Regions from separate parts of the Homo sapiens genome. Here region 2 is linked to region 1. Evidence: chromatin contacts called from ENCODE Hi-C or POLR2A ChIA-PET data. All regions are on one chromosome and are shown on one strand. The core of a region is the stretch at or near the end of the contact, and the rest is flanking DNA. Distances in the headings are between cores, read along the strand shown. Region 1 has its middle 41 kb from the start of ECE1-AS1. Region 2 holds the start of CLIC4 (chloride intracellular channel 4).

Region 1 (5,193 bases), core at 1,532-4,031:
TACTGCACCCTCCCCCACCCCATCCTCAGCACCCAGTGGTGTGCAGCAGGGTTGTGGGAAATATCTGCCAGACAGACATGCTTAAGATGTGGCCCGAGTCCCTTCCCCTTTCTGGAGAGGCCTGCTTCACTGGGAAGGCAACTCTCCAATGCCATAGTACAAACCCCTAGAGAGCCTGCATCCCTTCCAGTCCCATCCCTGCCAGACACTGGGAACGCAGAGGTGAAAAGGCAGGGGCTCTGCTCCATCAGAACCCTGCCTAGTAATAAATCAGGTGACATTTATTAGGCACTTAGTGTACTGCAGGCACTGATCCTGGCACTTTACAAGAATCTCGTCGCTTATTTAAACAACTCTCTAAGCTTGGCACTATCCTTATTCCCATTTTACTTATGCAGAAATAGAGGCTAAGAATTAAGTACTTTGCCTGAGGCTGCTCCAGTAAATGGCAGAGCTGGGATTCAAACCCAGGCAGGCTGGGCCAGAGCTTGAACTCTTGATCTGTGTTAGTCCAGGGGGAGGGGGGAGGAGGGGGGGAGAGAGATAGGAGAGAGAGGGGAGGGAAGGGGAGGGGAGGAAACAGGAGGAGAGCGGAGGAGACAGGAGGAGAGGGGAGGAGAGGGGAGAGGAGGTGAGGGAGGGGAGGGGAGGGGAGGGGAGGGGAGGGGAGGGGAGGGGAGGGGGAGAAAGATTTCAGTCCAAGGTGACCCTGAGAGAAGTCAGTCAGGCGAGGAGTTAGAGGGAAGGGGGCTGCGGGAACACAGGATGGGGGTGGGGTGGGCGGATGGTGAAGTAAGTTTCTAAGAACAGCTATGGAAAGAGAAACAATTGGGACATGTGTCAACACTGTTACAATATTAGTGCCATCCAATTCTTGGAGTCTAGCACCAGATATGCACCATGCATGCTCTGAGTGCTGCTCCTCTCACTGAATATTTGCAGTCTTCCTGGGAGGGACTTATCCTCACTTCACAGATGGGAAATCCAAGGCTCAGAGAGGAAGACACGCCTGCTAAAAGTCCTTGGTGACAATTCAATGGCAGATCCAGGGTTCAAGCTCAAGTTGATCCCATGGCCCTTGGTCTTAACCACTAGGTCACACTGAACAAACAGGTATTGGTGGTGCGTGGTAGGGATCTGATGCAGAAGGTGGGGGGAGCTGCCCAGTTTTTCACCCGGGACCTGCACTTAGTGCCTCCGCCTCCCCCACCCCTATTTGGGCTGAAGGCAGACAGCACAGCTCCAGCCCACCAGAGCCGTGGGGGGGGCGGGGGGGTGGGTGGGTAGTAGTGTGGCCTGGCTAAGGAGTCTCTCAAATATAGTGGGGAAATAAAATAAGTAGCAGAGAGATGGGCCAACCATGGCCCATTCTCATCTTCCCTCCCTAACCGCGTTCATCAGAAAACAGCATATGTGAGGGCCAGCACGCAGCCATTCTTTCCGGTGCTTCAGGAGGTTAGGATGACAGAGCCACGGGCTGGGCGCAGTGGCTCACGCCCATAATCCCAACTTCTTTGGGAGGCCGAGGCAGGCAAATTACTTGAGGTCAGGAGTTCGAGACCAGCCTGGCCAACATGGTGAAACCCCGTCTCTACTAAAAAATACAAAAGTTAGCCAGGCATGGTGGCACCTGCCTGTAATCCCAACTACTTGGGAGGCTGAGGCAGGAGAATTGCTTAAACCCAGGAGGTGGAGGTTGTAGTGAGCTGAGATCGTGCCACTGCACTCCAATCTGGGCAACAGAGCGAGACTCCGTCTCAAAAAAAAAAAAATGACGGAGCCACAAAGGTAATAACAGCTCCCACCTCCCAAGGGCCAACTCCGTGCACCGTCCTGTGAGCTTTACAACCTGTCATAAATTATCAACCACTTTTCACAACACCACTATGAGAAAGGTGCTACCATCATCCCATTTCATAGAGGAGAAAACCGAGGCTCAGAGATGGTCACTCACCAAAGGTCACCCAGCTGGGACTAAGTGACAGAGCTGGGACTACAACCCACATCTGTCTGGCTCCAAAACCTCCATACCTCCATCTTATCTAGAAAGAGTGCTGGATGAGGAGTCTAGAATCAGGGTCTAAGTCCTGCCTCTAACCTGCTGTATAGCCTCAGGTAAGTCTCTTTCCCTTTGTGAGCCTTGGTCTGCCCTATGAGGAAGTTGGCCTAGATGACCTCCAAGTCCCACCTCCTGTGACTCTGTGAGCTCTCATGCCCTCCTCTCTCTGGCTCCCAGCCACCACACCGGAAGCCCAACAGGATGCCGAGTAACCACCCACTGAACACTCAGGGGCGAAGGAAGATGAAGTGCCGCTTTCTCATGGCCATCTTCCACCAGACCAGCCCAGGAAACAAGGAACCACAAAGCCACAGGATTCCCTCCAGCGTGGCCGTGTGAACAGCAGCCCTGGAGCAGAGGGGCTGGGCATCCCCTTGCGGCCATCACTTCCTATGCCCTCACTTCTCGGCAGGGTGTGCGGAAGCGAGGGAGGCAGGCTCCAGCTCAATGCCCTCTGGCTCTGTTTCTCTGGGTCCCCAGGGGCTGGGACGGTGGGAACTGGTCACTCTGGGAGAATCCCAAGCCCACCCCGGAAGGCTGAGTTGAAGTGGAGGTTCAGACAGGTCTGTCTGGCTCCACAGGTAACTTTTGCCCACTGTGCTCTGCTGCCAGCAAGGTCTCGAAGCATCTGGGATGCCTGGCTACCTCTCTCCCATCCCTGAAGTAGCAGCCAAAATCCCAGATCCTGCAGAAACCTACGCCTCCTCAGCCTCAGGACAGACGAATATCCTGAGGCCCGCGCTCCTGCCTCCCTCCTGCCCCCTACAGTCCATGCTCTACACAGCAGCCAAGGTCTTTCCAAACAGAAACCAAGCCCAGTCGCCCCTCAACGTGGGGTCCTCCAGTGGCTTCCCACCACTATTAGAACGAAATGCTGACCCCTGCCCCACAGACAAGGCTGTCCATGGCTTGCCCCTCCAGGCCCACCTCTCCCTAGCCTTCCCTCCACCCTCCACTGCCTCTGCCCGGCCACACCAGCGTTCACCCCCTACATGTGCCAAACTTGCTGTTCCGGCAGCCGGGAACTCTCATCTCCCCCGCCCCCGTCTTTGCCCGGCTGCCCCCTCCTCAACCTTCATGTCCCAGCTCAGACATCACCTCCTTTCCTGGCCGCTCCTCTAGAGCGGCCCCCTCCCCTCACAGCCACTCTCCACCACATCGCCCTGTTTTGTCTCCTTTCTTCTCTCGGAGCGATCCTTCTGGTGGGTGGCTTTGCCTGTTTGGTCTCCAGCTTCCTCCCCTAGAGTGCAGCTCCTTAGGGGCAGGCATGTGACTGCTCCATTCTCTTCTGTCCCCACAATGAGGCAGGGCCTCCTTGGGTGCTCACAACCCTGAAGATGAGGACGCTGCAGCCCTGAGAGGTGGATTGAGCCGCCCAAAGTCCCAGAGCCAGGGAATAGCAGGGTTCAGACCGAGGGCGACCTGATGCCAAGCCTCAGTGGGTGGGGGGCTCTCACGGCTGGGGGCCTACTCTGGAGGGCTCTCACCCAGGGTGGACAGAGTCGCAGTGAGGCTCTTAGGGCGGGTACCAAGAATGAAGGGCCCACCAGCTTTCCCAAATGGTCCTTCTGCAAGCTACAGGCCAGCTGAGCTCCTGCCTGGGGTGGGTGAGACCCTGGGGGTGAAGAGGCACCAAACACCAGGAGCAAAGGCTCCCAAATGAGGGAGACCACAGACACAGGGAGCTGGGAAGCTTCGACCCACCCAGTGCTTGACGGAAGGGGAAAGTGAGGACTATGGAGGGGAAGGGACTTGCCTGAGGTCACACAGCCAATCAGTGGGTCTCCAGGGAGGGAGGCCCTTCCCTACCCTGCAGAACAGCAGGCGAAGCCCAAAGCCCAGGGTCTGGGCAGAGTGCCAGCCCAGAACTGCCAGGCCCTGGGGGCAGGGGCAGGGCTACAGAGTGAATCTGGGGCATTAAGACAAAGAAAGGACTCAAATTTCTTCCTTCTTTCAAAAAACACTTGAGACAGGCAGTGTCTCATACCTGTAATCCCAGCACCATGGAAGGCTAAGGTGGATGAATCACTTGAGCCCAGGAGTTCAATACCAGCCTTGGCAACTAGTGAGACCTTGTCTCTACAAAAAAATATCAGAAAATTAGCTGGGTGTAGTGGTGCACCTGTGGTACCAGCTACTCAGGAGGCTGAGGTGGGAAGATCACTTGAGCCCATAAGTTCAAGGCTGCAGTGAGCTGTGTTCATGCCACTGTACTCCAGCCTGGGTGACAGAGTGAGAGACCCTGTCTCAAAACCAAAACAACAAAAAACATTCACTGAGGCCGGGCGTGGTGGCTCACACCTGTAATCCCAGCACTTTGGGAGGACGAGGTGGGCAGATCACCTGAGGTCAGGAGTTCGAGACCAGGCTGGCCAACATGGTGAAACCCCGTCTCTACTAAAAATACAAAAAATTAGTCGGCTGTGGCCGGGCGCGGTGGCTCACACCTGTAGTAATCCCAGCACTTTCGGAGGCCGAGGTGGGCGGATCACGAGGTCAGGAGATTGAGACCATCCTGGCTAACACAGTGAAACCCTGTCTCAACTAAAAATACAAAAAATTAGCCAAGCGTGGTGGCGGGCACCTGTAGTCCCAGCTACTCAGGAGGCTGAGGCAGGAGAATGGCGTGAACCCAAAAGGTGGAGCTTGCAGTGAGCCGAGATCGCGCCACTGCACTCCAGCTTGGGCGACAGAGCGAGACTCCAGTGTGGGGGACAAAGCGAGACTCCGTCTAAAAAAAAGAAAAAATTTGCCTGGTGTTGTGGCAAACGCCTGTAATCCCAGCTACTTGGGAGGCTGAGACAGGGGCAGGAGAATCGCTTGAACCCAGGAGACAGAGCTTGCAGTGAGCCGAGACTGCACCATTGCACTCCAGCCTGGGCAACAAGAGTGAAAGTCCATCTCAAAAAAACAACAACAAAAAAAGAAAGTTAAACACACATTGCCCCTCTGACCCAGGAGTTGCACTCCTAAGTATGTGCCCCAAAGAAATGAGTGCTGAGGTCTGCAAAGAGTTACATACGAGAATGTCACAGCAGCCTCAAGCTGGAATCAACCCAAATGTCAGCCACGGACATTTACACGTACATCCACCCAATGCGGCACGACTCAGCCTAAAAAGGAGCAGATGCTGG
Region 2 (5,193 bases), core at 1,924-4,423, 3.4 Mb after region 1:
CTGAGGCCACAGTGTGCTTCGCATATCCAAGGACTAGAAAGGAGGCCAGTGAAGCTGGGGTGGAGAGCACAGGGGAGAATGGTAGGAGATGAGGTCAGAGGGGTGTGTGTGGGAGGAGACAACATGTCTCCACCCATCTTAAAGATTTCTGTGTGCTATAAAAACAAGCCTGAGTAAAGAATGTAAAGCAGGCATGCAATTCAAAATTCGAAGAGGAGACTTGACTGCTATGTGGTTAGGGGGCCTCCCCTGCATAAACATCCTCTTTCCCTTTCACCCACTCCCAGGACTGACTGCCCATCCATGGGAGCCATATGAGGGCGGAACTTGGGAAACTGTAGGTGTGACTGAGACTACGTCTAAGCACAGGCTCTGGGTCTGAGCCTCTTCCTGGGGGGCTTCCTGTTGGGTAGGAGGAGCCCAGGAGATCATCACCACCTCAGGGCTCTGTGGAGAATGCCCCTGGCTTCCTCCTAGCTAAGATCTCTGTTTAGTCAATGAAGCCTAAAGGGCCCTGGTCTGTTCCTCCTTCCATACCCTGGTGCTGTGAGGCCAGTTGGAGCCTGTGAAGGGCAAGTCACCACCGGGAATATTTGCTGCCTCTAACTCAAATTCTTTTTTTTTGAGATGGATTTCGCTCTGTCGCCCAGGCTGGAGTACAGTGGCGTGATCTCGGCTCACAGCCACCTTTGCCTCCCCGGTTCAAGCGATTCTCCTGCCTCAGCCTCCCGAGTAGCTAGGATTACAGGCATGTGCCACCACACCCGGCTAATTTTTGTATTTTTAGTAAAGATGGGGTTTCGCCATGCTGGCCAGGCTGGTCTCGAACTCCTGACCTCAGGTGATCCACTCGCCTCGGTCTCCCAACGTGTTGGGATTACAGGCATGAGCCACTGTGCCCGGCCTCAATTTGATCAATTCTCAGGTACATTGAGTTTCTGCTGAATTGTTTTTTGGCTTAGATCTGCTTTGAACTGATTCACCATTTGGTTCCTTTTTGGTAGGGCAGAGAGGGTGGATTCTGGAAGGAAACTTTGCTTCAGTTCATGATTCTATGAAAAATTAACACGGTTCAGTCCAGAGTCTAGTCAGTCACTTCAGGATTTTCATGGTTCAAGCCCCCATCTAAGGGGAGCCTCCTGGAATTTATTTATTTATTTTCAACGAACTAGCCGGGCATAGAGAGAGTAGAATATGATGCCACATTCTAGCCTGCAGGGGTGGTAGGGACAGAATAAGTCTCAATGCAGTTAACAGCCATACTGACGGAGCAGCACATATGGTAAGGCAAGAATCAGTAATTAGCCCCACCCACTTCTAGATAATGAAACTGAGGCTTAGGGGTTTTAAGGACACTGCCTTGTCAGATTTGAACTTAAACAGTCAGACTACAGAGCACGTGTTCCTGACCACTGGGATACACTGGCTCTTTCACAGAGCCTCTGTGAGAAAATTTGAGCAACTTACTTTGGGCTGGCAGAGGAAGAAATTGCAAGTTTCACTGTATTTTCATGCCTACGTACAATTTGTTCAAACATTCTGGTATGTGCTAGGCACCGAGGATATGGAGACAAACCTCCCATGTCTGGGCCTCCTGGAACTCACTATTTATCCCAACCTGGGAAGTTGGGAGGAGTAGCTGTGAGTCAAGTATTATGGAAAGTCAGAAAAGGGCACAAGTAATTGTTTCCAGAGGAGGTGAAACTTGCCCCAGGCACTCAACAGCAGCAAACTAGGACCAGGTGCCTACAATCTCAAGGCAAGCACAGCTCTTGCCCTCGGGGGCTTAAATCCCAGGGCAGTTTAACTGGTTTGCGGACCACCTACTTCAGAATTGTCCTGGTGCTTGCTAAGATGTGGATTTCTCTTTTTCCCAGAGGATCTGGGAAACACAAAAAGCGGGGCTGCGTGTAGCACCTAGGTGATTCTGATGCACACTCAAATTTGACAGGTGAGCCGGGGGGAAGAAATGGGTGTGGGCAGTGGGGAACAAGATGGACAACGACTTGGAAGTCCTTAGTGGCCTGCAGGCACTGAGATTGCAGTTCAAGATCTTGAGCTTTGGGAGTTGTTACTCTCCAAGGGCTAGCTCAGAGCCTGAAACACAGTAAGGTTTCATAAATATTTGTGAATATGCGCCCGGCGCGGTGGCTCACGCCTGTAATCCCAGCACTTTGGGAGGCCGAGGCGGGCGGATCACGAGGTCAGGAGATCGAGACCATCCTGACTAACACGGTGAAACCCCGTCTCTACTAAAAATACAAAAATTAGCCGGGCGCGGTGGCGGGTGCCTGTAGTCCCAGCTACTTGGGAGGCTGAGGCAGGAGAATGGCGTGAACCCGGGGCAGAGTTTGCAGTGAGCCGAGATCGCGCCACTGCACTCCAGCCTAGGCGATAGAGCCAGACTCCGTCTCAAAAAAAAAAAAAAAAAAAATATATATATATATATATATATTTGTGAATATGCTGGCTGCCAAGATCGAAACGATCAGGAGCGTCAAAGGGAAAAACGAAGTCAGAGGCAGAAGAAAAAGGTGTTCCCCAGGCGATGAAAACTTTCCAGTAAGTTGTCTTGGAAAAGGCAACTCCGCGTAATAGAGGGACTTGGGGAGGTAGCCGCTGCGGGAAAGGGCGATGAGTCCTGGGGTGCTGCAGCGGGGGAGTGGGTAGGAGGCGCCTCCTAGCTTCCCCAGGGCGGCCGAGGCATGAGGTCACCTGGCACAGCAACAGCAGCAGCTGCGGAGGACGCGCAGGCGCTGCGGCGGGAGGCAGTGTCAGGCTCGGGCCCCTGGGGAATTCCTCCCCTCCTTTCCCCCCCGCACCAGTCCCCTAGAGAGGCGTACCCGGGTCCCGCCCGCCAGAGCCTGAGCTTTGTACCGCCCACCAAGGCCACGCCCCCTACCAGCTGTGGGGCGCCGCAGAGGTCCTTTCTTCGGCTCCGGAGCGGTCCCTCCGCCTTCCCCGCTCGAGGCCACGCCCCCGTGCTCCTGCCGCCTTATTTTCCCCGGAGAGTCCCGAGGCGCCGCGCCTTGGCCCTGCCTACAGCCCGAGGCCCCGCCCCCGGCGCCCCTCCCAGCCGTTTGAAGCGGCTCGGGCTGCGGCTGGCTCAGAGTGGCGCGGGGGGCGTGGGGCGGTGCTGAGGAGCTGAAGCCGTGGCCAGCTCGACGCCGGACAGTCCAGCGAGCAGCACGGCGGGAACCGGCAGCCGGAGCAGTCCCGGAGCAGAAGCAGCAGCAGCAGCAGCAGCCCTCGCCGTTCGCGGAGCGCAGCCGAGCCGGCCATGGCGTTGTCGATGCCGCTGAATGGGCTGAAGGAGGAGGACAAAGAGCCCCTCATCGAGCTCTTCGTCAAGGTGAGCGCTCGCCTCGCGGTCCCGCCCGGCAGATCCCCCGGCTCCCTCCCGGCTGCGGGGAGCGGCGTCCCGGGGCTCTCCTGAGGCGCCCCCGCTCGGCGCCAGCACCCGTCCCGCTGCGGGCACCCGCGCCCCCGGCCCATTGTCTGGGGGCCGCCCGCGCCTTCCCGCCTCCGAGGGCCCGTCGAGGGGTCCGGGTTGGGGACCCGGGCGGCGGCCACCGTCTCCAGCGCGTAGGCATCGGCGGACGCCAGACCAGCGTCCCGCGCCCGGGTGGGTCGGGAAGAGCCCACGGGCGGGACTTGCCTGCCCCGGGGCCCCAGCGCCGGGCGCGCGCGGGTCCTGTCACCACCCCCCGCCCGGGCGCCGGGGCCCGGCCCCACCCGCTCCCCAGCGCTCCGGTCCGCCGCCCGGAGCCCGAACTGCGGCCCGCCGCCCGATGAGCTTTCAAACGAACTTCTTTGAACGCGTTTTTGAAAAAGCATTTGCTCCCCACTGGTCTGAAACGGAAACTTTAATTTTCGATGCAATCTTAAACAAATTTACCAAAGAGCAGGTGCTCTTGGACCTTCGGAAAAGACCGAGATTCCCAACTTGTGTTTTTCTGTCTTGGGCATTTACTGGCTTTCTCGTTTCTCAAGCGCGGAGTGTTCTGTATGATGCAACATTTTGGCTTCTCCCCCCGGCGTTGCTGCTTCGGGAAGGATTGTGTGTGCCCTTTTGTTTTGAAAGAAATTGAGGGAGAGAATTCTTAACTTGCTTGGGCTTTAAAGGGTTGGTTTTCCCTTGTGTCTTCAGCTTTCATGTGTGGAATTTATTTGCTTACACATACTACCCCTCTTCCTTTGCTTTTCTCTTTAATACTTTTTATTTTAGCAAAGGAGAGAGTCGAAGTTATAAACATCTGGATCCAGCTCCTTCCCTCAAAACTTAAAAAAAACACTTTGAGCTTCTTCCAGCCACTTAAAAAGCCAGGCTCATTCAGAGCTAGGCAACATACCGGAAAGTAAATGGTCATCTAGAACTATTGGGTTCTTTTTTTTCCCCGAGTTTTTACTTTAAAGAAAGGACATTTCAGGATGTGTTTAAGAGATAGAGAAGGGCTGGGCGCGGTGGCTCATGCCTGTAATCGCAGCACTTTCGGAGGCCGAGGTGGGAGGATTACTTGAGTCCAGCCTGAACAAGATGGCGAAACCCTGTCTCTACAAAAAAATTCAAAAATTAGCTGGGAGCGATGTTACGCGCCTGTACTACTCTGGAGGCTGCGGTGGGAGAACTGCTTGAGCCCGGGAGGTCGAGGCTGCAGTGAGCCACGTCGCACCACTGCATTCCAGCCTGGGCGACAGAGCAAGACCCTGTCTCAAACAAAAGAGATGGAGAGAAGAAATAATCTGCATTTACCTCTGCAGTCTTCAGTAATGACTGGAACAGTGTTTGCCTTAGGATTTTCTTTCAATTGTCAATTTTCGATTTTTTTTTTTTTTTTTTTTTTGGTCCAGGGAACTGAAACAGCAGACAGGTATAGAACCCCCAAAATATCAAAGCGTTTCGGTTACTTTGAGTGGCAGATATAGTACTTTGAGATGCGTAGAATGTAGGAAGGAACCTGAAATACAAGAAAGGAAGGAGGCCGGGCGCGGTGGCTCACGCCTGTAATCCCAGCACTTTGGGAGGCTGAGGTGGGCAGATCACGAGGTCAGGAGATCGAGACCATCCTGGCCAACATGGTGAAACCCCATCTCTACTAAAAATACAAAAATTAGCTGGGCGTGGTGGCGCGTGCCTGTAGTCCCAGCTACTCGGGAGGCTGAGGCAGGAGAATTGCTTGAACCCGGGAGGCA

The links. Hi-C counts contacts between places; a loop is a spot of excess contacts on that map. ChIA-PET counts read pairs that join two places held with the same protein, here RNA polymerase II (POLR2A). Pooled maps may share reads with other maps.
Region 2: a loop to region 1 is called in a pooled map, with 2.1 times the contacts of the local background. The contact joins the promoter of CLIC4 here to the enhancer-like site in region 1. A Hi-C loop is called at or near these places in 1 of 37 single-sample maps with no recorded cell type and 2 of 50 pooled maps. POLR2A ChIA-PET finds 5 or more read pairs at or near these places in 1 of 52 experiments (activated CD4-positive, alpha-beta T cell).

What each region holds. Positions count from the first base shown.
Region 1 is chr1:21,332,075-21,337,267 of GRCh38, forward strand. It overlaps a transcript of ECE1 not described here. Among named protein-coding and RNA genes, the nearest start is that of ECE1-AS1, 41 kb to the left of the region's middle. RefSeq lists an enhancer at 2,302-2,521. Within about 2 kb of position 2,782, at least 39 of the 41 ENCODE cell types and tissues checked have a DNase peak (open chromatin) inside an H3K27ac peak, as active enhancers do.
Region 2 is chr1:24,742,274-24,747,466 of GRCh38, forward strand. CLIC4 (chloride intracellular channel 4) reads left to right here and starts at 3,174. Exons shown (of 6, transcript NM_013943.3): 1 at 3,174-3,352. The coding sequence starts at 3,281. RefSeq lists enhancers at 665-1,270, 2,483-3,088, 3,089-3,694 and silencers at 2,776-3,485, 3,586-3,745.